Regions from separate parts of the Mus musculus genome. Here regions 1 and 3 are each linked to region 2. A link is a loop called in an ENCODE intact Hi-C map of the cell type or tissue named here. Cell type or tissue: gastrocnemius. All regions are shown on one strand. Links, peaks and the distances in the headings refer to the core of each region. The heading gives the core; the rest is flanking DNA. Region 1 overlaps A630034I12Rik (a long non-coding RNA gene). Region 2 holds the start of Ndufaf6 (NADH:ubiquinone oxidoreductase complex assembly factor 6). Region 3 holds the start of Gm46843 (a long non-coding RNA gene).

Region 1 (10,917 bases), core at 961-8,960, 110 kb before region 2:
GATTGAGAAGAGGTTGCTTAGACTGGCCTTGACTTTGCAACTCTCCTTCCTCAGCTTGTAACATGGCTGGGGTACTACACACCTGCATTACCAGGGACCAGATTTTTTTTTTAAACTGATAGTTGATTGAAAAATATATTCTAACGAGTAGGCTGTTAGATACAAATATGTTAAGAATGTATGAGACAGCTGGGCATGGTGGTGCATGATTGAGTTTAAGACCATCCTGGACTACAGAGTGAGATCCAGGACAGCCAGGCTACACAGAGAAACGCTATCTCAACAACTAAAGACAACAACCACAAGAGAATATATGAGACAAAAATGATGTGTGAAGTAATCTGTTTTCTGAAAAGCCAAGAAATAACTAGAATAGTAGCAAAGGTAAGAGGCTGGTATCTTAACCTCTTGGAGCTTCTAGCCCAGTCCCTTTTTATATCTTACTTTGACACAAGGTCTCATTAAGTTGCCTAGGCTAGCCTAAAACTCACTCCATAACCCATGCAGATCTTGAATTTGGAACCCTGCCTTACCCTCTAAAGTAGGTAGAACTTCGGGCCTGTGCCACCAGACCTGGCTTCTCTCTGAGGAAAGGTTTATAATCTGTAAACCAGAAATATGGAAGCTGGATAACTTTTGAAATTAAGAGCTTTTCATATGTTCTGAAAGAGCATAAACGAGTGTATGGCATGCCATGTTTCTTGACATCCCAGCAGGGGGCCTGAAGTAATGTACCTACAGCCAAATATAACATTTAATTTAAAAAAAAAATTGTGTGTGTGTGTGTGAGTAAGAGACAAGGGATGTGTATGTACAGAAGCCAGAGGTAGAAATTAGATGTCTTCCTCAATTGCTTTCCACTTTAGGTTTTGAAATAATCTTTGACTGAACCTAGATGTATTAGTTAGGGTTCTCTAGAGTCACAGAACTTATGGGTAGTCTCTATATAGTAAGGGAATTTGTTGATGACTTACAGTCTCAGTCCAACTCCCCAACAATGGTCAGCAGTAGCTGTGAATGGAAGTCCAAGGATCTAGCAGTTTTTCAGTCCCACAAGGCAAGCAGGAGAAGAAGAGAGAGTAAATCTTCCTTCTTCCAATGTCCTTATGTAGGTTCCAGCAGATGGTATGGCCCAGATTTAAGGTGTGTGCCAAGGTCCAGATGATCTTGAACTCAGAGATCTCCCTGTCTTAATCTGGGATTCATAGCCACTGTGCCCCAAGATCTCCGTGCCAAGATCTAGGTCAGAAACTTGTACCTTCCAGATTAGGATCAAAGGTGAGCCTTCCAGGAATAGCCACTACACTAGAGCTTGCCAATTTGACTAAATTGGTTGGCCAGGTAATCCTCCTATCTCCACCATCCAACATTAGGATAGCAGGTGTACAGCACCTACCTTTGTACACCTTTATAGGTGCTGGAGATCTGAGCTCAGTTTCTCATGCTTGCATAGCAAGTGCTTTATAACAAAGCCATTTCTCAAGCCCTTCCTTTTTTTGTTTTCTTTGTTTTTTTTTTTAGTAAGTGGTGTTTTGCCTGCACTGTGCACTACATGTATGAAGTGCCTTCTGAGTCCAGAAGAGGGCATCAGATCCTTTGGAATTGGAGTTTAAGGTGGAGCTACTGTGTGGGTATTAAGTTAGTTAGGTGTGTGGGTGCTGAGATAGATGACCTGAACCTGGGTCCTCTGGAATACTGGCCAGCTCTCTTAGTGGATGAGCCCTCACTTCAGTCCTTGCACCTCTCTATCTTTGATTCATTGTTTAATACTTTAATAGTTACAGAAAAACAAAACAGCAAAGACTTTCAGACTTGGGAGAGCCATTATAGAGAATGTTGTGACAACTGAGTTTTAGGTCAGTTAAGACAGATTGGGGGGAGGGGAAATAAGTTTGTTGCCAAACTTAATGGATGATCTTAGTTTTAAGAGCTTTTCACACTTTGGTATTGCAAATGAAGAACTATGTACCGAGTTTTGTTGTGGTTGTTGTTAAGACAGGGTTCTCTGTGTAGCCTTGTCTGCTCTGGAACCCCTCTGTAGACCAGGCTAGCCTCAAACTCAGAGATTTGCTTGCCTCTGCCTCCCAAGTGCTAGAATTAAAGGCCTGTGCCACCACTGCCTGACTATGAATTTGAGTTTTTATTTTTAATAGTATGTACCTGAGGAAATTATGGGAGCATCTGTGTCACAGCACATATGTGGCCATCAGAGGACAATTTAGGAGTCTGCTCACTTGTTTACTTTGGGATTCAGAGATTGAATTCAGGTGTCTGGCTTTCATGGCAAGCACTTTTATACACACACACACACACACACACACACACACACACACACACAGAGAGAGAGAGAGAGACAGAGAGAGACAGACACTGAGACCCCCAACAACAAAAACAAAAAATAAGAGAAACATTAAATCTACAAGAAATGGGTTGGTCTTAGTTACATTGTTTTGGCAGTACTTTGGACCAAACTCAGGACCTCCTGCCTAGTAGGAAAGAGCACTGACTAAGTTGTACCTCTGGTCCATAGGTCAAATAGTTTAGTTAGAGCATAAAAACTCTTTGCTGTGTCAGGTCCTTCAATAAATGCTATATCATAAGAATTACTGTTTTACCAATCTAGTTCTATGACTAGGTGTACAAGAGCAATTCACATAGTTCTAAGAATCAGAATCCAAACTTCTGATCATACTAACCTACACCACCCCAAGTGCTGGGATTACCTGCATATACCACCATACCCAATTTCATCTAATGTGTCTGGGCTTCGTACATGCTAGGCAAGACCTCCACCAAATTAGTTACATCCCCGCCCCTATTTGTTTCTTAAGTGCACGAATTTTATGGAAGATTCTTTAGGCCAGTAGTCCCTTAGGCACTTGTGTACAACTCTAGGGCTGTACTGACATTTTCTAACACATTTGTCCAATATTTTTAGATCCATAGGGCTTTTTTTTTTTTAAGATTTATTTATTATATGTAAGTACACTGTAGCTCTTCAGACACTCCAGAAGAGGGAGTCAGATCTTGTTACAGATGGTTGTGAGCCACCATGTGGTTGCTGGGATTTGAACTCTGGACCTTCGGAAGAACAGTTGGGTGCTCTTACCCACTGAGCATCTCACCAGCCCTAGATCCATAGGGCTTTCTTTTGAGCTAGATGAGCACACCTATAAATTCTAGCACTTGATAATCAGGGGAAGGAGGAGGGCCACAAGTTTGGGACCCTGAGACCCTGCCTAACTATCCCTTTCCCTAAAACAACAAAAAACAAAAACCTTTCTTTTGAAAGTTATTTCCTAATTTCAAGTCTTTCAGACTTGTTGAATGAAATATTTTGGGGGTTTTGGTTTATTTTTCTTTTGAATGAAATATTGATTGACTCCTTAACACTCAGAAACTTTTTTTCTTTTCAGACAGGGTCCCACATAGTCTAGGCTGGCCTCAAATTTGCTGTGTCAAGGATGACCTTGAGTCCCCGACCCTTCTGCCTCTCTCCAGTTAGCAATTTTCTCAGTTTAACAAAGTATTCAGTGGCTCTCTTCCTGAGTGACGCAGTCTAGACTCCTCAAAGAAAAAGATCCCTCAAATAATGATGCCATATGACCATTTGAATGCTCTTTGAGACTCCTGAGATTTGTACTTGGCTCTTTGTGGCCTTATCCTGAGTCCCTTGGTGTTTCCGGGCAAGCTGGTGCAGGGTGGGGCCTGGAGCTCTATGCTACCATACCAAGTCAGCCTATGTTGTGATTTCAAAGGATTGGTTTATCTCAGAAAAAGGATGGTCATCTCTTTGACTGCTAATCATTTTCACCTGTGTAAACTGCTGAGGGGACTGGATTTAGAATGTGAGATCACTGAATAAAATATTTTGATTTTGAAAGAAAGAAAATTAAATTCAAGGCCCATGATTCATACGGCTCATGACTAGTCAGAAGGTTTACAGACCTAAGGCAGAGAGCATAGCAGAACAGGCCTGGGCATGACCAGACAGGCCAGCACAAAGGCTGTTAAGTCATTCCAGGAACTAACTGGCCATAAACATAAGAGAGGCATGCAAGGACAATCTCCAGACAAGCCCAGTTAAGTAATGGGCCACCTGGTCTGGTCTCCTTCTGATATAGTTTGAGTTTAACCAGATGCTCTGCCCATAAAGATAAGCACCCTCCCTTTAGAGTTGCTGTTGTCTCGACCTGCATGTACTGCTTGCTGATGTTTAAACTGTCCAATTGTGTAACCGCGCCAATTTCCCCTATCCCCCGACTTTTTTTCTATATAAACCCCTAATTTTTGAGCCTCGGGGTCAATTCCTCTGTCTCTTGTGTGAGACACATGTTGGCCTGGAGCTCCGTCATTAAACTACCTCATGTGTTTGCATCAAGATGGTCTGGTTTTTCATGTTTCCTTGAGTGAGCGCCATCCCGAGTCTTGAGTGGGGGTCTCCCCACAGGGGTCTTTCATGTGGGGGCTCGTTCGGGATTTGCGTGACACCCAGGAACCCCGAAGACCCCCTTGGAGGTATGTCTGTGTGAGTCTTACATGTTGTCTGAGTGCAGTGCCACTGGGTTTGTGTCTGGTTTCAGTTTTCTGGCAGCTGCCGCTGTGGGCCATGAGGACCCAGTGGCTGCGGAAGGAGACGTCCTAGGGCTGCAGGCTGCAAACCTGGCCAAGGGTGGAAGGAAGTCAGGAGAGCCTGACTGTTATCTTTCAGAACAAAGGAGACTGAGTACTCCTTCTACTGGGAAATGAGTGGAAGCGGAATCCCACCCCGTCAGAGGTCGCGTTTGGCTGGTTGTTTAAGTCCAGATGCGGGCAAGTGTGTTTGGATGTGCTAGTGTCTTTTGTCCTTGTTTTGTTCTTGTTTTTTCTGATTTTTGTCATGGGACAGACTGTGTCAACCCCTTTGTCTTTAACTGAGGACCATTGGGCGGACATTAGGGCGAGAGGACAAAATTTATCAGTAATAGTTAAGAAGAAAACCTGGTAGACTTTCTGTACCTCAGAATGGCCTGCCTTTGGGGTACGCTGGCCGCCCAAGGGAACTTTTGATTTACCCCCCAACCAGGGCCGTGAGGACTGTTGTTTTTTCAGGAAGGATCGGGATCACACCCAGACCAACAGCCATACATCACAGTGTGGGAGGATTTGGCACAATCCCCACCCCAGTGGGTCCGACCATTCCTCCTACCCCATTGTCCCGGCTCCAGGATCCTGCCTGTCCAAGAGAGTGCTGTGAAGAGAAGCCGAAGCCGAAGCCACAGCCTAAAGAAGATGGCGAGCACAGCACTCCACCGGCACCCACCTCTAAGATCTACCCTGAAATAGAAGAACCCCCTGAGTGGCCTATTCCTCTGCCCTCACCTTATCCTCGAGCTCCCCAACCTGTATCCCAACCCTCTGCTCCTCCATCCCCTCTTCTGGCCCTGGTCCCTGGGACCGGAGGAAGAGGAGGTCCCTCAACAGGGACGAGGAGCTGATGGGGAGCCACCCCTGAAGGACCGGCCGACTCCACTGTAGCACTTCCCCTTAGGGCTGTTGGGCCACCCCCAGCCGATCAGAATGACTTACAACTTTTACATTATTGGCCCTTTTCTTCCTCTGATCTTTATAACTGGAAGATTAATCACCCTCACTTTTCAGAAAACCCTGCAGGGCTTACAGGCTTGATAGAGTTCCTGATGTACTCTCATCAGCCTACTTGGGATGACTGTCAACAGCTTTTACAGACCTTGTTCACCACTGAGAAGAGAAAGAGAATTCTCAAAGCTCAGAAGAATGTCCGGGATGATGCCGACACCCTGTCCAGACCCCGGCCGAGATAGATGAAGGATTCCTCTTGACCCACCCTCAGTGGGATCATAACACGGCATGAGGTAGGGAACAGTTATCTAATTACCGGCGGGCTCTAGTGGCGGGTCTCAGAGGTGCCATACAAAGGCCCACAAATTTGGCTAAGGTAAGAGAGGTTATACAGGGGACGACTGACTCCCCCTCAGTCTTTCTTGAATGACTCATGGAGGCTTACAGAAGGTACATCCCTTTTGACCCTATGTCTGAAGGGCAGCGAGCTTCTGAAATTATGGCTTTTATCAGACAGTCAGCCCCCGACATCAAAAGGAAATTGCAACGGGTTGAGGGATTACAAGATTATACTATAAGGGATGTGGTTAAAGAGGCTGAGAAAGTATATCATAAGAGAGAGACAGAGGATGAGAAACAAGAAAGAGAAAAGAGAGAGAAGAGAGAGGATGAAGACAGGAGAGACAGGAAAAGACTCTTGACTCGAATACTGGCCACAGTAGTAGATAGAGATAAAAGAGACAGGACTAGGCAGTCAGGGGACCTGGGAGATGAGAAACGGCAGGGGCCAAGGAGACCCAGAAGAGATAGACCACCCCTGGAAAAAGATCAATGTGCACACTGCAAAGACAAAGGTCACTGGGCTCTCGAGTGCCCCAAGAAGACACAGGGAGCAAAAGTACTGTCCCTTGAAGATGATGAAGACTAGAGGAGACAGAGCTCAGCTCCCCTCCCCGAGCCTAGGATAACATTAAAAGTGAAGGGGACCCCTATAAGTTTCTTGGTCAATACGGGTGCAGAATATTCAGTACTCAAAACACCTTTGGGTAAGAAAAAAAACAAAAAGATGCTAGTGATTGGGGCCATGGGGTAGAAACCATACCCATGGACCACTTCCCGGACAGTGGACCTAGGAAAGAGCTAATTCACTCATTTTTTTGGTCATTCTGGAGTGCCCTATGCCTTTACTGGGAAGAGACTTATTGACCAAATTAAAGGCACAAATAACATTTGCCCCCTCTGGACCAGAATTGTCCTGGGGGATTGAGACACCTCAGACCTTAGTGTTGTCTTTACAATTAGGAGAAGAGTATCAGATTTATCAAAATGAAATGAAAACCCCTGAGGGACTACAGGACTGGCTTACTCGATTTCCTCAGACATGGGCCAAAACGGGGAATGGGAATGGCCAGATTAGTTCCCCCCCGTGGTAATTGAACTTAAGTCTGGGGCCACTCCCATTGGGGTCTGACAGTACTCCATGGGCAGAGAAGTGCAGGAGGGCATACGCCCCCATATCACCAGACTGCTCCAACAGGGGACCCTAGTCCCATGTAAGTCTCCTTGGAATACCCCCCTACTCCCGGTAAAGAAACTGGGGACGAATGACTATCGCCCTGTACAGGACCTTAGAGAGGTCAATAAAAGAGTTCAAGATATCCACCCAACAGTGCCCAATCCTTACAACCTGCTCAGCACGCTGCCACCCGAACGAACCTGGTATACAATCTTAGATCTTAAAGACGCTTTCTTTTGCCTGAAACTACACCCCAACAGCCAGCCCTTGTTTGCCTTTGAATGGCAAGACCTAGAGAACAGAAGATCCGGGCAGCTCACATGGATGAGACTGCCTCAGGGATTTAAGAATTCACCCACCTTGTTTGATGAAGCTCTACATCGAGATCTTGCCTCCTTTCAGGCCAACAATCCCCAGGTGACTTTCTTACAATATGTAGATGACCTTTTGGTGGCCACAGAAACACGTGAAGAGTGTGAACTCAGGACTCAGAAAATTCTGGCCGAGTTAGGTGAGTTGGGGTACCGGGCTTCGGCTAAGAAGGCACAGTTATGCCGGACTGAGGTGACCTACCTGGGATATACCCTGAAGAATGGGCAACGATGGCTCACAGAAGCTAGGAAGTGGACAGTGACACAGATCTTGACCCCAACCACCCCTCACCAGGTAAGAGAATTCCTGGGGACTACGGGATTCTGTAGACTCTGGATCCCAGGGTTCACTACTTTAGCAGCCCCATTATACCCCTTAACAAAAGAAAAACGAAAGTTCATTTGGGCTAAGGAATATCAATTGGCTTTTGAAACTCTCAAAAAGGCACTGCTACAGGCCCCTGCCCTAGCACTGCCTGATTTAAACAAGCCTTTCACCCTATACATCGATGAGAGAAATGGAGTAGCCTGAGGTGGGGTCCTCACTCAAACCCTAGGACCCTGGAAGTGCCTAGTAGCCTATCTGTCAAAGAAGCTGGACCCTGTGGCCAGCGGATGACCCTCCTGCCTCTGGGCAATAGCAGCTACGGCTGTACTGGTGAAAGATGCTGATAAACTAACTATGGGCCAGAATGTGACTATGGTGGCCCCGCACTCCCTTGAGAGCATCATTCAGCAGCCACCAGACCGCTGGATGACTAATGCTGAGATGACCCACTACCAGAGCTTGTTATTGACTGATCAAGTGACTTTCGCTCCACTTGCCACTCTTAATCCTGCCACCCTACTGCCTGAAGCTGACGAGACCCCCGTACATCAGTGTGAGGAGATACTGGCGGAGGAAACTGGGACTCAGCCAGACCTAGCCAATCGACCTTGGCCTGAAACGGTAGCCTGGCTCACCAATGGAAGCAGTTTCATGGTAGAGGGTAAGTGCAGAGCTGGGGCAGCAGTAGTGGACGGGAAATCTGTTATATGGGCCAGCAGCCTGCCTGAAGGGACATCAGCCCAAAAAGCAGAACTTACTGCCTTAATTCAAGCTTTAAGGCTAGCAAAGGGAAAGGTTATCAATATTTATACCGGCAGCTGGTATGCTTTTGCAACAGCTCATGTTCACGGGGCAATCTACAGACAACATGGACTATTGACCTCTGCTGGGAAGGACATTAAAAATAAAGAAGAGATTCTTAGCTTGTTAGAAGCTGTCCACTTGCCCCGCAAGGTGGCGATCATCCATTGCCCAGGACATCAAAAGGGGGCTGGACTAATAGGAAGAGGAAATCAGATGGCTGACCAGGTGGCCAAGGAGGCAGCACAAGGGCCAATGACTTTAGTAGTCAAAATCACACCCTAGCAGGTTGAGAAGATCCCAGAAAGAAGGATCCTCACAGAAGAGGGGCTAGAATACTTGACTAATATACACTGCCTCACTCACGTGGGACCAAAAGCGATGATAGAACTAGTCAATAGATCCCCTTACCATATCCCTAGACTACAGAAGGTAGTAGAGGACCTAGTGAAGAACTGTAGAGCATGTGCTCTCACTAATGCCCGGTCCAGCAAGCACCATGGCAGAAGACGCTTACGAGGAGATAGGCCTGGGACTTACTGGGAGGTTGACTTTACCCAGGTCAAGCCAGCCCAATATGGAAATAAGTACCTTCTAGCTTTTGTAGATATCTTTTCAGGGTGGGTTGAAGCATTCCCCACCAAGAGAGAAAGGGCTAATGTGACTAAGAAGATACTCGAAGAAACCCTTCCCCGTTTCAGGGTACCTAAGGTAATTGGGTCAGACAATGGGCCTGCCTTTGTCTCCCAGGTAAGCCAGGGACTGGCCAGACAGCTGGGGATAAATTGGAAGTTACATTGTGCTTACAGACCCCAGAGTTCAGGACAGGTAGAAAGAATGAATAGGACTCTAAAAGAGACCTTGACTAAATTGACCTTGGTGACTGGCGGGAGTGATTGGACAGCCCTTCTCCCTTATGCCCTATTCCGGGTCCGGAACACTCCCGGAGCCTCAGGTCTAACACCTTTCGAACTAATGTTTGGGGTGCCCCTGCCTATTTATGTGACTGTAGAAAATAGAACTTGTCCTGATGTTTCCTCCATTCCCTCATCTTGCCTCCTAGCCCAGCTGAAGGTTCTTGAAGTCATGAGGAAAGAAACCTGGGAGCAGTTGAAAGAAACCTACGCTGCTGGTGACTTACAGGTTCCACATCAGTTTGAAGTGGGAGACACGATCCTGGTGAGGAGGCACCGAGTGGGGAACCTCAAGCCTCGGTGGAAAGGACCCTACCTGGTACTATTGACTACACCCACTGCACTTAAAGTAGAAGGAGTCCCCTCTTGGGTTCATGCCTCACACGTCAAGAGGGCTCCCCCTGAGACTGATCGTGATGAGTGAACTCTGGAAAAGACTAATAACCCTCTTAAGTTGCACTTGCATTACAAGAGCGACTCAGAACAGAGACTTCAACCCTCATACTCCAATTCAACAAACTTGGGAAGTGCTTAATGTGGAGGGGGACATTGTATGGTCGACCACTGCAGTTCAACCCCTGTGGACCTGGTGGCCTGACCTCACACCTGATATTTGTAAGTTAGTAGCAGAGTCACTTACCTGGGACCTCCCTGACCATACCAACCTTCATAAACCACCACCTGATAAACAGTGTGTCCCAAGCGGGATAGGGAGCACGTTTGGATGCTCGGGACAGTTCTACCTAGAGCCAATCTTCGGTCTGCAGAATTTTATGTTTGCCCTGGCCAAAGCCAACCACGAAAGCTTCGGCATCAGTGTAGAGGGGCACCGGACTTTTACTGTGCTGAGATAGTTCTGAATACCTTGAAAGCCGGTGTGCCTGGTTCAACAGCCCTAATGGACCTTGTAAAGATAATTGTTGCAACCCCATACGTATAAAGTTTACTGACCAGGGGAAACGAGAACGACAGAGCTGGCTTAAGGGAAACAATTGAGGTTTGCGATTGGACGCAGTAGGGAAAGACTCTGGATTAGTTTTCAAAATCAAATTGACTGTAGAGAGTATCCATCCCCAGTGCCCATAGAACCTAATAAGGTCCTTCCGGAACAGGGCCTCCCTGCCAAACCCAAACCCCCGGCTCTGATAGTTGAGAACCCCCTCAAGGTTGTAACCCCCCAAGACCCCCCCGACCACAATCCCCTCAGATCCCTTCACAGGACAGAGACTGTTCAACCTGATTAGAGGAGCCTTTTATGCCCTTAACAGCAAGGATCCAGATGCTACTACTGACTGCTGGCTATGCCTATCCTCAGGCCCTCCCTACTATGAAGGGATTGCCTTTAATGGGGATTTTAATAAAACCAGTAGTCATGCCTCCTGCTCGTGGGGAACAGGAAAGAAATTA
Region 2 (10,917 bases), core at 1,027-9,026:
GCTCAGTGGTTAAGAGCACTTGCTGCCTATCTATTGGATGTGTTCAGTTTGCTGCACCCACGTTGGGTGGCTGACTGCCTGACCTCCAGCTCCTTGTGATCTGATGTTCTCTTTTGGCCTCTGTGGCCTCCATGCACATGACATATAATCATATATTCATGAAAAAGAAATAGATCTTTAAAGGGGGTAGGCATTGTCAAGATGGCTCAGTATCCCGAGCTTTTGTCCCCGCCGGCAAGAACACATTCAGGACAACCGGAATCTTCTGAGGCAAAGCTTTTTTTGCTTACTTATCAGGAGGGAAGACCCCGAACCGGGAAAATGGCGCTGCTTTTATAGCCCGCAGCGTGACGTTTCAGCACCTGATGTGGCGTGACAGCTCCTGATTCGTTGCTCGCCCATCACCCCATTACTACGCCACGAGATGGGCAGTGACTAGGTGTGAGTTCACTCTTGCACTTGCGCATAAGGCTTATTTACTAATTAGGCGCAGTGGAAGCCAGTGCCATCTTATAATGGCGATTGCTCACGGCACGCACGCGATTGCTTGCTGCATGGCTCTCCACAGCTCAGTGTGAAAAGACCGTGGTTACCAAGCCTAAAATCCTGGACTCTATCCACATGGTGGAAGCAGACACAGACACAGATATGGACACACAGGCACACACACTGTTTTTGTTTTTGTTTTGTTGTTGTTGTTTTGCTAGAAAGAGGGTTCTAACGAGGAACCCAATATCAGAACTAAAAAAAAAAAAAAAACAAAACAAAAAAGAAACACCAGCAACAAAAAAACTAAAACAGGACTGGAGAGATGGCTCAGTGATTAAGAGCACTGGCTGCTCTTCCAGAGGTCCTGAGTTCAATTCCCAGCAACACATGGTGGCTCACAACCATCTGCAATGGGATCCAATGCCCTCTTCTGTCAAGCAGGCATCCATGTAAATATTATGTGCACTCATATAAATAAAATAATCAAATAAATAAGTATTTAAAAAAATGCAAATAGAGAATGGAGCTCTTGTGACAAGTTGGCCGGATTCTCGGCATGAGAAATGACAAGCTCTTAACAAAGGCTATGGAAAAATCAGAGGTGTGATGATATTTGGAACAACAAGGCATAACTCTTTACAATGTAGTCATTAGTCAACCAAAGAGCAATGAAGATTAGGCTGGAGTTTGGGGAAATGTACCATTATGTTTTGTATACAACCCAGGTCAATGACAGTCACTACCCTAGAGTAATAAACTAAATCCGCCATGGTGGGAAACTGATTTGGCTTAAGGCCAACTTAATAAAAAGTGCTAACGTGGTCATTAACAGTGCTTTTGTAGAGGCAATGAGCTTTCTGTTTTGATGATAGTCTAAATGAAAGTGTACTCAGTGTTCAAAGACGGCAGAGAATTGACTAAGAACATAGTATCATGTATTCACAGTGCCTCCTTTCCCCCCACTTTTTCTTTTTTTTATGCAGGCATTCCCCCGGGGGCCCCCAAACTCACTATAGCAGAGGATGCCTCCTTGGTGTATGTGTGGGTACCGTGGAAGCCACGGGGTGGGTCTCCTCTGTAGCTGGGCTTTGTGGATTCTTCCTTTTCCCACCCTTTATCACCCCCCCACACACACACACACATACACACACACACACACACACACACATACACACACACACATACACACACACACACACACACACACACACACACATACACACACACATACACACACTTTCTCCTCCTAACACTAGGTAGGAGAGAAAGAAGAATAGAGGAGAGAGAGAAGAGAGAGAGAGAGAGAGAGAGAGAGAGAGAGAGAGAGAGATGTATCCCTGGATCTAATTTCTTTCCTTTTGTTTCTTCTTTGACTTCAGCTACTAACAAACCACAACCAACCTCCCTGATGACCAAGCGCTGTTGAGGTTTGGTCTCATGCTGTGTATTGTAATGCTAAATACTGGCCCCCAAGTCTGGTTGCCCTCAGGGACAAGGAAATCCTCACATACACCAAGTGATGCTATTTAACCCTGATCCTTAATTTAAAACTATTGGTTGGATAAAGATGCCTAAGGCCTATAGTTGAGCAGAAAAGAGGTAGGCAGGGTTTTGGTTCCTAGGCTGGAGATCTGAGAGTTGGGAGACAGAAGGTGAAGGAGAAAACGCCATGGGAAAAGGGATCATGAAAACTGGTCATGAGGGCTGGCCACTCCTAGTAAGAGCAGCCTAGTCGGAATATGGCAGGTATTATCTTAGGGTTATTGACAGAGGAGTAGATACTAACAGCATAGAGGGTGGATATCTGCTAAGCTCTAGTGCTTTAAAGACTTATTATAAATATTGAAGTTTTGTGTCTTTTATCTGGGAACTGAATGAGCTAAGGTGAGGTAGAAACCCTTGATTGAGATTAAAGATTTACTGCAACAAACAACCATTCCCCCTTGCCTCTCTGGGCTTAACACTTATATACCCTCAGAAGGGTTCCCAGAATACCAAAGGTCACACAATCACAGAAACTATTTGCAGCTGGCAAAACCGTACTCTGCTAGAGCACGAGGCAAACCATAGTCAGCTGCTGTGTCAGCCCCACATCCTTACATCTGGGATGTAAACAAAAGTACATCCGTGTAATATTTCTCTGTTTTTTTAAAGAAACCAAAATTCCAGAGTTTGCAAAAGGTCCTCCTTGGAGCTGGAATTACAGGTGGTTGTGAACCACCTGATGTGTATGCTGGGAGCTGACATAGCTAGGCTCCTCTGAAAGTGCTCTTTTTTCTTTTTTTAAAATTGAAAGTGGTTTTTCATACAATATATTCTGGTTGTGGTTTCCTCTCCCCTACCTCCTTGGAGATCACCCCCACTTCCCCGCTAAGTCTACACCCTCTCTTTCTCTCCTTCATTAGAGTACAAACAATTGTTCTTAACCACTGATCCATCTCCCCATCTATCCTTTGAATTCTTTATCTTTTTCCCCCTAACTCTCAAATGCTGGCATTATATGTGCATGCCACTATACCTATAGACTATTCAATTAATAATAGTTGGTAACAACATATCATTTGTAGTATAGTATCATTTTATTGTATTTTAAACTGTTGTATTTAAGTATTTAAATTAGCACATTATGGCATGTACATAATGTATTTCAACATTTGCCTCCCATTACCCTCTTTTGTCTCCTGCCCCTCTGAGCCTCCTTTTTGTCTTCTGAGCTCCTTCACCTCATCTGGTACTATCTTACCATTTTACTGACTGACCCATCTCTCTAGCCTTATACTGGAATTCTAAATTCTCCACAGGCAAAAGGCTTTGGCCTGATTCCTGGCTGAGAGGCTACTTTTCTATCTCAGGTTCACAACTTCCTCTTTTTGTCTTGCTTCAACCTCACTGTGTAGTGTAGGCTGACTTTGAACACTCAACACTTCCTGTCTCAGCCTTCTTAGTGCTGGCGTTACAGATGACAGAGGCAAGTCAGATTTTACAACATCGAGGGACTGTCAATGGGTTAAAGCAGGAAACAAATGACTCCATGCTCTTGGGCTTTTAGAGTGTTGTGAGAGACAACTAACAGCAAATGATATATTGTTACTGTTAAAAAAGAAAAAGGAGCCGGGCGTGGTGGCGCTCGCCTTTAATCCCAGCACTCAGGAGGCAGAGGCATGCGGATTTTGAGTTCGAGGCCAGCCTGGTCTACAAAGTGAGTTCCAGGTCAGCCAGGGCTACACAGAGGAACCCTGTCTCGAAAAACAAAAGAAACAAAAAACAAACAAAAAGAAAAGGAAAAGGAAAAGAAAGCAAAAGGAAAGAAATTAAATTTTGTCTCTGTCTCTCTCCCCCTTCCTCTCCTTCCCCTTTATCCTTAGTGGTTGATAATGGAGGCATAACCTGGTGCATCTCTCAAGCATCTTTGTGTTTTTCTCTTGGAGGTAGAGTGGCTAATCAGTGTACCTGTTCAGGGCTATGCTGGGAGGTCTCTGGGAATGTGTGTGGGTGAATAGTGGGCATTCAGGTACAACAAGCTTCCAGCAGTGCGGTTACAAGTGTCAATAGCGCCCTTGAAGAGGATCAAGAGAGGATGGGGGTCTCTGGGGTGACAGGATGTAACGTCAGTCGCTTCTTTAAAAAGCAGGCACCCATCCCTTTTGGCGTTCTGGGGTTCTGTGGGAGTGGACGCTGGAGAGGACAACCAAGTCACCAATGTGCAGGATTATAGCGACACCTGGCTCTGGTCTGAGTGGCGTCCTTCCTTTGCGGAGTTGCAGAGATCTGCCGGGGGCGTGGCCACTTTCCGGGGGGCGTGGCCTCAGGGTCGGAGGGCACCCGAAGCGGGTGTCATGGCGACCTCCATGCTGGGTTCTGTCCGCGGCCCAAGGCCATTCGGTTTGGCTAACCTGTTCCATCGCCAGCCGCCTCGGGATGCGTGGGAACGTGTGCGGCGCCTGCCGGGGCCCTCGGCGGTCCGGCGCAGCGTGGCGGCGGCCAGCGGGCCAGGCATCCCCGGTTCCCACCTCTACTGCCTGGAGCTGCTGAGGTGAGTGGCCGCGCCCGGGGGACATCCCCGAGAGCCCAGAGCCTGTGGAACGCAGAGCGCTGAACCCCGAGCCTGGGGCTGCGTCCTCCGGGTCCTGCGTTCTGCTGGGCTCTGTGCCCGTGCTTGGAGAAGGAGACCGCAGGCCTGTTCACGTGGCTCAGCACATCCTCTGCCTGAACCCTAACGTTAATGGACCCTACAACCTTTGCATGCATAGCACTTTTTATTCATGGACAGCTAGTGACTTTAACACCGTTAACTGGCTTTGGGCTCTGTGTGCTGCACTATTAAAAGTAATTCACGGGGCCTGCGCATTTTTAGGTCCATTGGTAGGGTGCTTGCCCAGCGTGCTTTGGATAAACACATCTCACAAAAGTTGGCACACTCACTTTTGACGCATCTTCTTAGGAGGTACTGGCCAGAGGTTTAGATTTAACTACAAAGCAACCTCAAAGCTAAAATTTTGTTTACAAAAGTAAAGTCCAAAGCAGCTTATTTAATTCTCCTTTCAAGTTGTGATTCCCATCAAGGGAGTTTAAGAGTTAGAGCATTAAGAGCTGGAGAAATGGGTTAGCGGTTAAGAGAACAGGCTCAGGTTTGATTCCCAGCCCCGACACGAGATCTAATGCTCTCTTCTGGCCTTCTTGAGCACCAGGTAAGCAGTGTATAGACATATGTGTACGCAAACACTCATACACATAAAAATAAATACAATTTTTAAGATGAAGTTTAATAATTTCAAGGGAACAAGGGATTTGCCAGAGATTTACAAGAACAGCCTCATGACTTGTGTTTTGTTCACCTGGTGTCAGGAAAGACATCTGGGATTTCCTCTGTAGACATGTGTGGGGGTTGGGCCTGATGGGAATTGAGCCCTATGAATAATCTATGGCTTAATTACATCCACCCACACCGCCCCTGCATTTTGCCCTCCCTGCTAACAGCAGTTATCCGGTATGGTTTTTGTTTGTTTTGAGACAGGGTTTTTATGTAGCTGTGGTTGACCCTGTAGACCAGGCTGGCCTGGAACTCCTTCTGGTCTCTGCCTCTCAAGTGTCGGGTCTTTTTTGTTTTGTTTTGTTGTTTTTATTGTGTGTTATTTTTATTTCACGTGTATGCGTGCTTTGCTTGTGTGTATGAACTGTGTGCATGCCTAGTGCCACCGATCAGATTTTCTGGAACAGTTGTGAACCAATGTGATGTTGGGAATCACACCTCTGGAAGAACAGCTCTTAAGTACACAGCCAAATGCCTGCTTTGAAGGGCTTTAGAGTGTAACTAAAATAACTAAATCACCTTGGATCTGATTAGGGAAGCAAATCTGAGAAATGCAATTGCTTCTGTGTTTGCCAAGAGTTTCAGGTTCCCCTGACTCTGACCAAGTACTGAGTTTACAAGCTTTGGCTGTCAACCTGCCATGTTTGGTTGCTGTTTTCTTTATGGTGCTGGAGGCTGAGCTCACAGCCTGGCGATGCTAGACAAGATCTGCCCCACTGAGCTATATGATAGCCATCATAGTCCTAGACAGCTTCTCACATGTTTTCAAAAGCTGCCCTTGAAATCATGAAATTGTGGACTCGCCGTCTCTTGCTGTAGACGCCTGAGTATGCACCATACCCATTCTCTGGATACTCAAATTTCTGTAGACTTTTGCCAAACTTGTTTCTGGTATTCTTTTGACAATCAGTCTTTCCATTCTTTGAATCTTTGCTTTATGTTTAAGATGTCATTAGCTTGTTTTATATTTTCTCTGGCCCCAGCTTGGGACATCACTCTTTCAAGAGTGCCTGGAGTTCTTAGGAACCAATGTCCATATTTAGGTAATTGTGTTTTTTTGTTTGTTTGTTTGTTTTGTTTTTTGGTGGTGTATTTTTTTTTTTTTCCGAGACAGGGTTTCTCTGCATAGCCCTGGCTGTCCTGGAACTCACTTTGTAGATCAGGCTGGCCTCGAACTGAGAAATCTGTCTGCCTCTGCCTCCCAAGTGCTGGGATTAAAGGCGTGCGTCACCACACCCGGCTGGTTTTATTTTTGACGCCAGGGCTGAGTGGGTTATTTGTGCTTCTAGGTTCTTTTAGCAAATGCAAAAACACAGACACACATTGTTTTTGTTTGTTTGTTGAGATAGGGTGTGTGTGTGTGTGTGTGTGTGTGTGTGTGTGTAAAACAGTGCTAGCTGTCCTAGAGCTAACTCTGTAGTCTACCTTTGCCTTCTGAGTACTGGGGTTACAGGCCTGCTCCACCACCCTGCTGGTTTATATATCTTATTTCTATGTCTTTCTATGTAATAAAAAACTAATTAAACATATTTTCCTTATATCTACCCCCACAGCCTTTCTTCATTGTTATTTTGAGACAGTTTCATGTGGCCTAGGCTAGCCTCAAACTCCTGACACTCCTACCGTTACTTCTGAAATGCTGGGATTATTGCATGTGTCAGCACACCCAGGTTTCCTTTCTTCTTCTGTAGCTCATTTCAGTTCTTACTAAAAGCAAAATGTTCTGAAGCAATGACAAGTACTTTGTAAATGAAAATAAAATAATAACTATTTCCTTTTTAACGTGTTTGGGGTGAGAAGCAGATACATTTTTGATAGAGAAATAGCTATATAGCTTAATTACTGAGGCCCCCTGTGATCCAAGGCTTCACTGTTTCTGGTTGGGTTTTGTCAGTATGTGTGTGCAGTTTGGAAAGTAAAGACTAACTACCTTTTTTTCTTTGTTTCTGTTTGTTGTAGGAAACGAGATTATGAAAGCTACTTGTGTTCCTTACTGTTCCCTGCAGAGTGTCAAAGGTCTGCTTCTGCACTGCGGGCCTTCAATGTGGAACTGGCTCAGGCTGGTATTAAAATACCTTAAAATATTATGACAAGATGGTTGTAGGGTGTGCTTGGTACTGAATAGTAAAGAAATAGAGTAATTCATGGTAGATGTACTTAAAGTTGTTGCTAGTGGTTTCTTTCTCATGCTAGCTACTCAGCCTTAATTAGTATCAAGAAATAAAACTAGTCAATGGGTCTATGAATTCAATGGGTCTGGGAATGATATTCTAGACTTTTAAGTTTTTCTGAGTGTGTTTCAGATTTGCATTTGGCATTGTCTGTCAATTGAATAAACTAATGAGTATCTTACTACTCTCTCTAACAGTTTCATACTTTGTGTGTTTTGAAGACTTCATGTGCAGTTGAATAGACAGTAGAGCCCAAGAGATTCTAGCAGACCCTGACTGTTTTTGTCTCAGAATTACAGAGGAAGAGCAGAGCCTTCTTTTTCCTTGCGTGGTCAGAGCATGGGAAGATAGAGGACAAATTTGAAATGGGGGTGGAAATGGAGGAACTTTACTCAAATGGTTGGCCTTCTCAGGACAGCAGCAGATAGGTCAGATATTGGTGGTGAGGAACAGGGCAGCTGGAGTCTTGGATAGAGTGGCACACGTATGAGAACCACAGCGAGGCATACACACAAGAATGAGCTGAATGTGTGTAGAATAGGCTACTGCCTCTGCTAGTGCCTAGCAGTCTGCATTTCCTCGTGGCTCACCTTTCCACGGGAGCCTTGGCAACCACCTTTTGTCCCAGTGAGTTCATTCTCTTCCTTAGCTAAACTCTTTTCTCCTGCCTGGAAAATCTCAAAGCCACCAGCAATTCCCCAGGGACAATGAGGCATCTGAACCATACAGTTATTCTTGCTACCCTGAGCCAGGAGCAGGCCATGCTACCAGCTCCCACCTACAGCTTCCCTTGAATCCATGGATAAAAGGCGCACATGCGCGCGCGCGCGCGCACACACACACACACACACACAGGTTGTTCACTTTCAATTTGCCTTCTTAGCATAATTGCTGGGCATTATTAAACTCCTGCTCATGCTCTTAGCAATGTGCCTAGCTCCGCACCTCCCACCTAAACACCCCTGACCCCCTGCCAGTAGGAGCAGCCTATGGCTGGTCAGCTTTTCACCAGAAGCACTGGAAACCCCTCTCCTCCCGTGCATCTGTCTGCTTGCCTCCAGGGACCCAGACGTTACACCTATCCCTTCTACCCAGCGATTGGCCCGTGGCTTCTTTACAGACAGATCAAGAACCAATTGGGGAACAGGACCAGAGTGTCAGAACTACCCCTGCATTCTTGTTTGTTTGTTGTTTGTTTGTTTGTATTTTGATACAGGGTCTCACTGTGTATCCCTGACTTTCTCAGAACTCACTGTAGAGACCAGGCTACCCTACAACTCACAGAGATCCACCTGCCATTGCCTTCCAAGTGCTGGGAATAAAGGCGTGTACCTTGCCAACCTCCATGCAATTATCACTATGAGAGTAGGAAAATCTTCCTTGGTTATCACTTTTACATACACTGCGTGTGTGCCTGGTGCCCATGGTGGTCAGGAAAGGGTGTTGGAGCTACTGGAACTGGAGTTACAGATGGTTGTGAGCCACCACATGGGTGCTTAGAACCAAACACCTCTGCCAGGCACTAAGTACTTTTAGCCTCTGAGCCATCCTCACAGCCTGTTGATTCACCAGTTCTGACGGGGAATGTATGGCTGGTTACCCTCATACAATTGATGTTGAATAATTGAAGTCAGTCACCAAAAAAAAATCAAGTTGCAGATTTGGGATCCACAGTACAGGAGCAGTTCAGAGCTGATTTTGTGACGATCTTGCAGCTGAGTGTACTTACCGTGTCTGTTACAAAAAATGCTTCCGACTATTTGAGCAAAGAATACTTAACATAAGCAAGCAATCCAAATACTGTAATGGTTCTCACAGGAAATAAAGCAGATTTGGAGCAGAGTGAGCTGTTTGCTGAAGAGCGTGGCTTGCTTTGAGTTTTGGATGGGCTTTAAACTTGTCATATAGCCGAGGATGCCTTAGTCCTCTTATGTCCACCTGTCACGTGCAGAGGTTACAGATAGTGCGACCTCCAGCTCAAGGAGAAACAACTTTGTTATCATTTTATGTGTATAAGTGTTTGCCTGTATACCATGTGTGCAGCTGGTGCCTGTGCAGGCCACAAGAGGAGGGTATCAGATCTCCTGGCACTGTAATTAGAGATGGCTGTGAGCTGCCATGTGGGTGCTGTAGTGGGGGATGCTCAGGAAGAGCAGCCAGGGCTTTCAGCTGCTGAGCATCTCTCCAGCCTCAAGAAACAACCTTTAAAGCAGTGAGACAGCTCAGCAAGTAGTACTCACTTCACAAGCTGGGAGGAGAAAGCTGACTCCATGGAGCTCAACTGTGTCCTCCACAGTTAACTTAGACATGGCCTTATTCTGTAGCCCAGGCTGGCCTGGAACTTACTACATAGCTCAGGTTAACCTCAAACTCATAGCCGTTGTTTATCCTCCCAAATACTGGGATTATAGGTATGAGCCACTACACCTGGCCTATATATTATGCTAATAAGAGATATTAATTAGCAGCATCAAGGGAAATGTGCATTCAGTCAGTTTATACTTTGTGTTGAAAATGAAGTCATGTATTGACCACCATAGTAATGGGCTAGGACAGTTGGGTTAACTCAGAGGTCCCCTCATAATAACTTGGTTTTCAAACAATAAGTTGTCTTTGTTTGTTTCTATGCTGGGTTTCCATACATAGACAGACAAGCACTCTACCACTGAGCTATGTCTCCAACCTAGAGGTTTTAAACTCTGTTTACAGGTTAAGGACTCAGTCTCTGAGAAAACAATTGGACTGATGCGCATGCAGTTCTGGAAAAAAGCTGTGGAAGATATGTACTGTGACAACCCACCACACCAGCCGGTGGCCATTGAACTCTGGAAGGTAAGAGGAAGAGATAACACACACACACACACACACACACACACACACTCACTCTCTCACACTCGTATATGCTTATGTACACATATGTATATATACTACTTTTAATATATAACAATTTCATTTGAACCTACTTGTTGGATGTGACTCAGGGAGTGCTGATGGTAGTGGGGTCAGCCCTGAATATGCTTGGGCTCCTTTAGTGTTCTGAGCTGTTTTGTCGGGTGTATCAGTATCATACCTTGCTGCAGCAAAGGCAGCTTAAGGAAGGAGGGGTTTATTTTGGCTTACGGTCCCAGGGGTACAGTCCACATTGGCAGGGCAAGTGCAGCTTTAGGAGCAGGAGATAGTTGGTCACATTGCATCCATAGTCAGAGGCAGGGAGCAAGAGATGCCGGTGTTTAGCTTGCTCCCCATTTTAAACATTTGTGTGTGTGTGTGTGTGTGTGTGTGTGTGTGCGCACAAACACACGAAGGAGCCAAGAAGTACATGTGGGAGTCAGAGTACAGCCTGTGGGAATCAGCTCTGACTTTCTAGCAAATGGGTTCAGGGTATTAAACTCATTTTGCCAGGCTTAATGGCAAGCACCTTTACCTGCTGAACCATCTCGTTGGCCC
Region 3 (10,917 bases), core at 1,241-9,240, 48 kb after region 2:
GTCTCTCTGTCTCTGTCTCTGTCTCTGTCTCTGACTGTCTGTCTGTCTGTCTGTCTGTCTGTCTGTCTCTCTCTCTCTCTCTCTCTCTCTCTGAGACAGGCTCTGACTGGTCTGGAATGTGCTGTGCAGACCAGGCCGACCTAGAAGTCAAGCACAGAGATGAAAGGCACACACCACCACCCTTAGTTTAATTTCATTTTGAACACTGAGTTGCTGCATCGTTCTTCAGGCTGCCACGAAGAACTAAGACTTTTGTCTCCTTGTAACTTTTGTTCTTCTGGCCCTAACATGGTGCTGGTGAGATTGAAGTCAAATAATTTGAGTTGGCTGTAAAGTTGAACATTTCACTGTGATGAATATGTGTGGTTTCATATTGCCTTCTGACCGGGCATTTGGTAAGCATTTTATGTTCCCTTGGTTGTTCCTCTTTTGTACCTTGTACGAGTGCCAGTCTTAAATTTGCCAGAGAGAGAAAAATGCAACTGAAATAAGTCAGGTAAAGAAAAAAGATTGTGTAATTGCAAGATCCTGTGAGGTGGAGGGGGGGAGAGGAAGAGGGAGAGGGAGAGGGAGAGGGAGAGGGGGAGGGGGAGGGGGAGGGGGAGGGGGAGGGGGAGGGAGAGTTTAAAATTTTTGAGATTGGGCGGGCGAGATGGCTCAGTAGGAAAGGTATCTGATGCTAAGCCTGGTGTTCATCCCCAAGTCCTACCACGTGGTAGAAGAAAACCATCCTGAAAGTCGTCCTCTGACCTCCACATGTCAACACACAAAATACATAAATCAAATTTAAAATGTTCAACAAAACCCTTGAGATAGGCCCTTGTTACACAGATTCAAATTCTTGATTCTCCTGCCTCAGTTTTCCCAGTGCTGAGATGCCAGGCAAGAACCTCCAGCTCTGGCTAGAGGCAGCTTTTGATCCAGCCAGATCCAAACTCAGACATTCCAGTCATGGAAGTCTTACTTCCAGCAAGACAAAAAAAGCTATACACATATTTGATCAGGAAAAAAAAAAAAAAGCCTAAAAAATGCTTTGCTTCTATGAGTGATTGGAATAAAGGCTTACCAGCAGGGAACTCCCCAGCACTACAACCCCAATCACTGTAATCTTTAATATTGAAATCTCCCAGGTCGTCCCTGGAGCTCGAACTCCAGGAAGTCACAGTCAAGAGATTCAAATCCTAAAACCTAAATCTAGACCTCAACCGGAAATTCCCATGGTGGGAAAACTGCTGCATAAAAGGGCAGTAAGTCTGGGGCGGTGGTGGGGGCGGGGGGGGGGGTTGGGGGAAGGGATGGGGGGAAGGGATTAGCTGCTCACTATGGCAGGAATGAAACTTCAGTGTATTTATTATCTGCATTGACATCCCTTCAAGTTTTTAAGGCACTTACAGTGTGTTTGTGTGACGAAGCCAGAAATGTTAACTGGTTCCAAAATAATGATGTGAGGAGCAACAAGATGGACAACTACTGCAGTTTAGTCACCGGCCATTTTTCTGTCAACTGTGCGGTCTGTGTGTGAATACATGCAGGATGGACTTTAGTCTATTCAAAAAAAGAAAAATGTGCATGTGTGATGTAGAAGATGGAAAAAGTAGGAGTGAATATCAAATCATAGAAAAAAAAAATTAAAACAAGCAGTATGAGGCTGGGGGATGGCCCTGCAGTTAGAGCACTGGCTGCTCTTGCAGAGGACTTGGTATTTGGTTCCCAGAACCCACATTGGTCACAATCATCTGTTCTCCAGTCCCAGGGGAATATGATGACTGCTTTTGGCTTCTGAGGCATATTGTACATGTGCATACGTGTAGGCAAACACTCATAGGCATAAAAATAAGTTTGGGGCAGGGCGTGGTGGCGCACGCCTTTAATCCCAGCACTCGGGAAGCAGAGGCAGGTGGATTTCTGAGTTCGAGGCCAGCCTGGTCTACAAAGTGAGTTCCAGGACAACCAGGACTATACTCAGAAACCCTGTCTGGAAAAAAAAAAAAAAAGTGTGGGGAAAAAACAATTACTACCATCTAGAAGACAACTGATGATTTTTCTCCTCCTGAGAGCCAAACCCCACTAACCCCCCAAAAAAGAAAAAAAAAAAGCAGATATTCATCTGGATGCAAGACTTTTATAAAATGTAACGATAGTTGCCCACTGCTACAGAAGTACCTCCAGGTGGCTGCCTACAGCCCATCCCCACAACACACTTGATTTTTTGGTTTTTCAAGACATGCTTTCTCAGGTTAATAAATAAATGTGTATTAGTATATTTAATAAAAGTTAGAAAAATTAGATTGTTTTGAGTTTTGTATGTAAAATCAACTGTTCATTGAATTTTCCTTTGTTTCTGGACTTTGAATTCTGATTCACTGATCAAAAATGTATCTCACTTATGTAGATAAATTCTGTAATACATAAAATATGTGTTATGTACATTAAAAAAAAAAAAAAAGACATGCTTTCTCTGTATAGCCCTGGCTGCCTGAAACTCACTCTGTAGATCAGGCTGGCCTAGAACTCAGAAATCCACCTGTCTCTGTCTCCCAAGTGCTTGGATTAAAGGCTACAACAACAATACACTTTTTTTTCTTTTCTTTTTTTCTTTTTCTTTTTCTTTTTCTTTTTTTTTTTGAGACAGGGTTTCTCTGTATAGTCCTGGCTGTCCTGGAACTCACTTTGTAAACCAGGCTGGCCTCGAACTCGAACTCAGAAATCTGCCTGTCTCTGCCTCCCAAATTCTGGGATTAAAGGTGTGGGCCACCACTGCCCAGCAACAATACACTTTTTAATATGCTAAACTTTCTTTTAAGCTTTATTTCTTGTCTTAGTTTCTCCCACATAGTATTAAACCTTCAACTTCACTTTTTGCAGCTCACTATGTTACATATTTCCTCTTCAGGTCTTCTCAGATATTAGATGCCCTATTTTTTTTTTCTGTTATTTTGTGTGTGTGGCGGGGGTTGGGGGGGTGGTGGTAGGTGTGTATGTGTTCAGGGCTGAATTAGACATGGTCTCTCTATGTTTTCTTGGCTGTCCTGGAATTCACTATGTAGATCAGGCTGGCCTTGAACCCACAGAGATCTACTTGCTTCTGCTGAGATTAAATATGTCTAGCCTCTGGATGCAAAACCAGTTCTGTGAAGAAATGCCACGCACGCACACTCCAGTGAAGTCTGTTTGACAGACTGAGAAGCCTGGGAGCACTCACGAGGCAAAGAGTTTCACAGACACTCACCTCCTGGAACCTTGGCGTTCTCATTAACCCGTATACGCATACCCTATCCCCACGTTAGTCTGGTGTATGGATCCACGTGCTCTCTTCAAGTATTATCTTATTATAAGTGCCTTTTAAGATTGAATTCTGATATAGCTAAGCCTTCACCAGTGTTCCAACGTCCTAGAAAGTCCTTGAGCTGACCATGGGCTTGGAATTCAGTAAGAATGTTGCCTGTTCAGTGACATTCAGAATTGCCTCTGGTATTACACTATCACTTAGAATAAAAGCCAAGTTGCTCCCATATACAGGAATTTACAATGGTTTAGGAAGTAGATGGGGCTGTGGTTTTAGAGTATTGCATTATTCATGAGATGGTTAGCTAGAATGGAACTTCCTAATTAGAACCATGACTTGAGTGTGAAAGCCCTTGCTCTAGGAGTGTAAAGACCTCACACTTGGCATCTAAGACTATAGCTGACCTTAGATAGGGCTGACTTTGTCTCAGTTATTTTATTGCCCAGTTCCTGCCAGCCTTTGCGTTTTCATTCCTTTGTTTTGTGTAAGAGTCATTAAGCATCCGCATCCAGTAACCTCATTTGTACCTTGCCGATGTGTCACCTAACTTCCCTATTTTCTTCTGTATAAAAAGTTTGATGCTCAATTTGACAAATTACACTCAGATTCTACACAATCTTGTGTGTTGGTCTGTCATTCCCTCCAACTCCTTGCCCATCTGCACCCAGAGACCCATTCCATGCAGACAAAGGGACCCAGAGGGTCTGCGGCAAAGAAGCATTGTTGTAGTTGATTTAATGGTAAAAATCTTAAAACCTCAGCAGGGGCATGGTGGCTCATGCCTTTAGTCCCCAACACTCCAAGGGTAGAGACAGACAAATCTCCAAGTTCCAGGCTAGCCTGCTCTTCAAGGCAAGTTGGAGGACAAGCAGAGCTAACAGAGAAACTCTGCCTCAAAAACAAACCAAACCAACAAACAAATGTCAAAATTTCCTTTTAGACAAAGAGATTATTTTTTGTACATCTGCACTTGGGAAAGATAATGTTTCTTGGCTTTTTGAGTAACTGCATAAACAGTGTGTATGTGGTATGACGAATTGTGTGTGCATGTGCATGTGTGTGTTGTGTGTGTGTTGTGTGTGTGTATGTATATATGTGTGTGTGTGCATGTGTGTGTGTTGTGTGTGTGTGCGTGCATGTGTGTGTGTGTGTGTGTGTGTGTGTGTGTGTGTGTGTGTGTGCTTTCTTGTGGTGCTGGGGATTGAACAGAACACTGCCCATGTGCTAGGCATGTGCCCTACCTAATACTGAGCAATATCCATGCTCCCTAGTGAGCTTTATTTATCTTACAAAACATGCTAATTGCTCATCAACCACATTTATAAAGATGCACAAAATTATTAATCAAGAGAAATGTACATATACATTTTGCATTTTTTGTTTGTTTTATGAAATGGGGGTTTCACTTTATAGCATTGTCTGGCCTGGAACTCCCCAAGTAGGACCAGGCTGGCCTTGAACTCATAAAGATGTTCCTGCTTTAACCTCCCAAGGGCTGCGATTAAAGTATGTGCCACCACTCCCATCCTTGCATTTTTTTTTAAAATTTATTTTATGGGCCTGAGTGTTTTGCCTGTGTATATGTCTGTGCATCATGTGTGTGCCTGGTGTCTGTGGAGCCAGAAAAGGGTGTCAGGTCACTGGGATCGGTGTTGCACACAGTTGTGGGCTGCCATGTGTTGCTGGGAACTGAAGCTAGGACCTCTGAAGAGCAGCCAGTACTCATAACGGTTGAGCCATCTCTCCGCTCCCCCGAACCCTGCACCCCACATCCGCTGACATGTTGATAGTCCAGGCTGGACTTGAACACGTTACAGAACTGAGGAAAACCCTGAGCTTCAGCTCTTCTAAGGTCTGTGTGTTTTGTAATTTTGCATTTTGAACAATGTATGAATATGGCTCATCTGCTCACAACCATTATAACCATGGAATTCTCTTTAGTACACCTGTATGTTATTGTACATACTCGCTCTCTCCATGAATGTGTGTGTGTTATACTATTTTTTCCTGTGTGACATGACTTATAAAATAGTCTATTGCATTTTTACATTTCTCAAATAAATCTCTTCTTAAAATGTAAATAAGTCTTTTAAAATAAATTTGAATTTTTCCCCAGAAGTGTAATTTTAGGAATTTAATTGTCTTGTTATCTTAGACTTAAGGATATTGGACTTTCATATTAACATTTTGGATTATGATATTTAGGATTATGTCTTTTGCCTTTATGGCTCAAATCTGAGTAGAGATGATTCTAAATAATTCAGATATGGAGAACACTTAGGGCTGAGGCAGAGTACTCGAGGGAGGAAAAACTCTGCCACCTCAGTCCCCCAACCTGGAATGAAATCTTGATAGTGTGGTACAGAGCACAGCTGTGTTTTATGACTGACAGAAGTTGCTGCCACGAGGCAGTCCCTCATATATGAGGTACAGTCCCTGATATTCCCAAGTTGTTCGTGGAGAAGTGTCTTTCTAAAGGTAGCGGGGGAGGTGCCCGTTAATCTGATGAAACAGAAACAGCCAGGAGCCAGAAGAGCCGTGGGTGTCGCAAGAGCTGGGCACTGCAAAAGAAGCTGCGCTGGCACAGAACATACCAGAACCAGAAAGCAGAACCCTTCCTTCCGCACTGTCTCCCCAGCGCCCTCTACTGTCAAGAGTTCCACATCATGACAGCTGCACAGGAGAAATATTTAAAGACCCAGCTAAATTTTGGCTGAGCAAGGTGAATTTTTAGCGGAGACTGTACATCAACCACTGACAGACCTACGCATTCCTCTCCCCGCTGCGAATTCTGCGCTCACCCTTTATAATCGGAAGGCCCATGCCCCAGCTGCATATGCCTTTTTCACCGAGAAGGTCTAAGACCCAGGCCTGGGACTTTTCTTCCAGCAACCCTAGGAAGAAGCATTGTGCCCTCCCAATGTGGCACCAGATTGTTCCAGATTACGTTTCATTGACTCTGATATAGTAAACACACGTCATGGGTTTGTTTCTGAGCCACTTCTGGTGTGAGGTGGCTTTGCCTTTCCAACAGGCGAGCGGTATCCCACTATTGGAGGTTGGAGTGACCAACCCCCATGTACAATCCGTGTAAATGGAGAAAATTCCAAATACCACATGAAGGAAGGAAGGCTGACAAGCAGTGGAGGTTGCTGGAGAAGAGAAGGTAGACAGACAACAAACAGTCACAGCACTCAAAGGTAAAGTGGACATTTCTGGTTTCTTTGGAGACTCAGGTTATAATGCTGTTTTGCTGGGGCAGACCAGTGGAAGAATGTGTTGCTAAAGCAGACATGTGAAAGACCGTTTTCCTGAAGCAGACACAGGTGAAAGGATGCGTTATGTTTAGAGAGACTATAAATATGAGCCCAGACAGTGGGAACGGGAGCACTGATTCGCTTTGCTCCTCCACAGTCTTTGTTGATGACAGGCATGTATGGGTTTGCCTTATACTTTGTTGCTGAGCTTCGCCTGTGGTGACTTCATAGAGAAAAACTCACCAAAGAACTTCTCCTTAGATTCCTGCGGCTTCTTGCCACTCGTTCAGTTGGGGAGCCGTGTGGTTTTGTCTGAATTGAATTGCTCTTGCGGATTTGTGTGTGGTGTCTGTGGAGGACAGCAGTGGCTGATTTGTGTTTGGTGTGTTTGGTGTGACTGGAATGAAAACAACGAAGACTGGAATCTCCTCAAAGAACTATTTCTAAACAGGTCCACTTCCCTCGTATCCTAATAACCTTTCTTTTCTACTACCTTTGGTGGGCGGTGGGCTAGACTGGAGGTTGAACCTTACTAAAGAAGGTTGTGGAAAAGATACGCCTTCCCAAAGACTTCCTGGGAAGGTGGTCTGGGCCAATCAGAAGTGTTGAGAGAATGAGGTGCTAAGTAATAGAATCAGGAAAGGAAAGAGGGGAGACTGGGCTTTCTGGTGCGTGTCTTGCCTCTGTGAGGCCTTTTGTTTCCATGATTTGTCTGTTTGGTGCTGAGGGGTAGAACCTACAGGTTCTTGCTAGGCCAGCATTGACCTGTGTCCCCTAACCTCCTAGTTTTTTTCATGGACTGTTCTGCTCTACCTACAGATAATCTGAAGTTGTGTTTCAACATGGGTCTTCTCTTCTTTATATACCCATTCCTTCCTCCACTTGCTTTTTGTTTGTTTTATTTTTTCAAGACAGGGTTTCTCTGTCACCCTGGCTGTCCTGGAACTTGCTCTGTAGACCAGGGTGGCCTCAGACTCAGAAATGCATAGGAATGTTGAGATTAAAGCTGTGAGTCACCACCACCCAGCATTTCCCTCCCTTCCTTCCTTCTTTCCTTCCTTCCTTCCTTCCTTCCTTCCTTCCTTCCTTCCTTTCTTTTTTTCTTTTTCTAAGACAGGGTTTCTCTGTATAACATATCCCTGGCTGACCTAGAATTCACATAGATCCACTTGCTTCTGCCTCCCCAGTGCATGCTGGGATTGAAGGCATGTGCTACTGAAAAGGTCAGCTCAGGAACTTTGGAAGGTCATGGAACACTTGCTCCTCCAGAAGGGAGAGGCTAATTAACATTCCTCAGACCTGGGAGAGGAACAACCTGCGGGTGGGGACACATTCCAAAGGATGGACCCTTGCCCACCTTCAGACAAGGGAAGTCCTTGCCACTTCATTCCCTAAAGACTAATCAGTTTTAGAAGTCACACTGTTCTGCCAATCACATTGTGCCTAATGCTGCTGCACTGAAAACTGTATAAAAAGCTCAATGAAGGAGCTGTGTGTGGTTGTCACTTCACCTTCAGTGCAGGACGACCCCAATGCATTGGACCAGTAAGTTCCTCTTGCTTTTTGTATTGATTCCGGCTACATGTGGTTCACTCAGGTGTTCCCAGTAACCTAAGGCTCATCAGAGTCTTACACTACCATGCCCAGCTCCCCTCTTTCTTGAGAGAGTTTTTCATGCCCATAGCCCAGACCCTTTTTATATAATCTAGTCTGGCCTCAACAACCCTACTGCCTCAGCCTCCACATTACTGGTATTATGGGATGAGCCACAAACCCAGTTATCTTTTTTCTTCTTCAATTTCCTCCTCTTCCTCCTTCCTTTTCTCCCTCTGTTTAAATCTATCTATCTATCTATCTATCTATCTATCTATCTATCTATCTATCTATCTGTCTGTCTATCTATCTTTGTTACTGTGTAACACAGGCTGGCCTAACCTCACTATGTAGCCTGGTCTAGCCTCAGCTATCCTTCTGCTTCAACCTACCAAGTTCTGGGATTATATACACAAGCTACTGAAAGAAAATAAAATTTGAGACCTGTGATTCATGTAATTTATGTCAAATAGCCCAAAGAGTTGTTTGTGAGCTTTGAAACCTGGGGCTGAGAACATAGCAGAACAGGCCAGGACATGCCAGGGTAGGCTGGTCGTTAAGACATTCCCGAAGCTGCTTGGCCATAAAGATAAAGAGAATGACATGCCGGACTGGCCCAGTGCCTCCCTATCTCCCACCCTTCTGACCTAAGTTAAATGTTATCTGCATGTACAGGCTGCTGATGTTTAAATGGACCAATCATGTGAAACCATGCCAATTCCTCTCTGCTGATGTTTAAATGAACCAATCATGTAAAACCGTGCCAATTCCTCCCCCAGCCCCAGCCCCAGCCCCAGCCCCAGCCCCAGCCCCAGCCCCAGCCCCTTTTCTATAAAAACCCCTAGCTTCCAAGCCTCGTGGTCGAATCCACTGTCTCCTGTGTGAGATACCTTTTGACCAGGAGCTTTGCCATTAAACTACCTCGTGCTTTTACATCAAGACGGTCATCTGTTTGTGATTCTTGGGTGCACGATGAATCGGGAGTTGAGTGGGGGTTTCCCCACTAGATTTTTTCACTACCATGTCTAACTCATCATCATTTTAAAGTTATTAAATATAATTCCCTTGGGAAGGGTAATCTAATGTCCCACCATATATCAACTATTTCTGGAAAGAAATGGTTATAGTTCTCTCTGGTGCTATACTTGGAAGTGAAACCTGTGAGCTAGCCTGGCTTGACTAAGCAGAGAGACAAGAACAGGAAGGCTGAAGTTCCTCAGATCTGACCATGGAGCTACAGCCAAGCCAAAAACACTCAGGCAGCACCGACAGGAATGTGATTACCATAGGTCACCTGAGCTATTATCGCTGTGGTAGGAAGAGAGCAGAAGCAGGAAGGAGTAGGATTAGAAAACCAGTGAAGATGGGGCAGGAAGAGGCAAGCTGGAGCATTGGCTGAAGGGGGATGCTGGGTACTTCTGAACTATTCTGTGTAAGGTCAGAGATACCAACGCTTTGTTAATTAACTCATTCTTTGTGTGAGCAATTTTATGCACACCTGCTAATAAAACTTCTCCAGGGCCTGGAGAGATGGCTCAGCAGTTAAGAACACTGGTTAACTGATTAATTGGTTAACTTCCAGAGATCCTGAGTTCAATTCCCAGCAACCACAATGGGGACTCACAACCATCTGTAATGGGATCCGTTGCCCTCTTCTGGTGTGTCTGAAGACAGCAACAGTGTACTCGTGTAAAAAAATAAATATTAACAACAACAAAAAGAAACCTCTCCAGGAATCAACACAGTCCATTCTTAGATTTATAATGCTTTTATATATTTTAAAACTTCATACACACATGTATGCCCCCACTCTTCCCCCTAGCTTTTTCTAGGTCTACCCCCAACCCTAACCCCACCCCCTTCCAACTTCACAAACTTTTTTTTTTTGAGACAGGTCTCACATAGTCCTGGCTGGTCTGACACTTTTTATGTAAATTTAACTGGCCTTGAACTTACAGCCATAGTCTCAGTCTTCGGAATACTGGAATTAAAAGCATGAGTCACAAGGTTCTCTCCCTCTCTCCCTCTCTCCCTCTCCCTCCCCCCACCCCTCATAACCCATCCAGTTTGATTTGTGCTGCCCATGTATGCATGGATGTGGGGCCATCCAGGAGATGACTTGCCAGGAGCCATACCTTTAGAGAAAACTGACTCTCTTTCTGACAGCAAACACTTACTGTCAACAGCTCTTCAGCTAAGTGTGGGGGCTGATAAGCTCCTCCCTGCCACTCGGACCTGGAATGTGGACTGACTTGATCTTGTGTGTAGCTGTTTATCCCTTTCTTACTCTGATTGCTCCTTGGTTCTTTCTCTGCTAGAATGTGTTGTGGTGGGTGTTGTGGAAACAAGCCTGCCCTGGATAGCAGTACACAAGTTATAGGTTACACCTAACCTGCTCATCACTGCACGCACTGCAATTTTGACCAAAATAATCACCAGACTATCTTGTCCAGCTGTTCACCTAACAACAGTAACCAAAGGAGTGTGGGAGCATAGGCCTTAATATAACCCTCAAGGGATAAAGTCAGAATACAAAAGGAGGAGCACAGTAATTGTCAGGTATCCTCCTGTATCCATAAGTATAAAAATGTGCAGGATGGTTCTGTGTGGCTAATCCTACAGCCATGACTTAATCTTTCCTTTTGCTGTCGAGTGATTTCTGCTTTGGCCTATTGGATGCTGTTGGTCTCACTCCCTCCTTGATACCCCCTGTCCTCCACTGATTCCTCTTAGAGCAAAACCTATGGTCCCTACACAGAGTCATTACCCTCCAAAGGCATC

What was found. Peaks named below come from ENCODE experiments on the same cell type or tissue, not always from the same donor. Only the 100,000 strongest peaks of a DNase experiment are listed, where the experiment ranks them.
Region 1: a loop joins it to region 2, with 3 times the contacts of the local background. A loop is called at or near these places in 4 of 42 quality-filtered maps.
Region 3: it touches region 2 in a loop (2.3-fold over the local background); 6 of 42 quality-filtered maps call a loop at or near these places.

Annotation. Positions count from the first base shown.
Region 1 is chr4:11,177,417-11,188,333 of GRCm38, reverse strand. A630034I12Rik (a long non-coding RNA gene) reads left to right here. Exons shown (of 3, transcript XR_001784240.1): 2 at 5,092-8,456; 3 at 9,660-10,917. Among named protein-coding and RNA genes, the nearest start is that of A630034I12Rik, 8.4 kb to the left of the region's middle. In gastrocnemius, for the core only: a CTCF peak has its summit at 1,574 (motif pointing right); DNase peaks (open chromatin) are centred at 4,472 and 5,186.
Region 2 is chr4:11,069,585-11,080,501 of GRCm38, reverse strand. It overlaps Ndufaf6 (NADH:ubiquinone oxidoreductase complex assembly factor 6), which reads left to right and starts at 4,297. Exons shown (of 9, transcript NM_001085493.2): 1 at 4,297-4,522; 2 at 7,259-7,358; 3 at 10,180-10,302. The coding sequence starts at 4,326. In gastrocnemius, for the core only: a CTCF peak has its summit at 4,217; a DNase peak (open chromatin) is centred at 4,278; H3K4me3 peaks cover 2,412 bases; H3K27ac peaks cover 2,789 bases.
Region 3 is chr4:11,021,440-11,032,356 of GRCm38, reverse strand. Gm46843 (a long non-coding RNA gene) reads left to right here and starts at 5,657. Exons shown (of 2, transcript XR_001784238.1): 1 at 5,657-6,486. It overlaps Gm35429 (a long non-coding RNA gene), which reads left to right. Exons shown (of 3, transcript XR_390394.2): 3 at 100-561. In gastrocnemius, for the core only: a CTCF peak has its summit at 5,932 (motif pointing left); a DNase peak (open chromatin) is centred at 5,917; H3K4me3 peaks cover 812 bases; H3K27ac peaks cover 965 bases.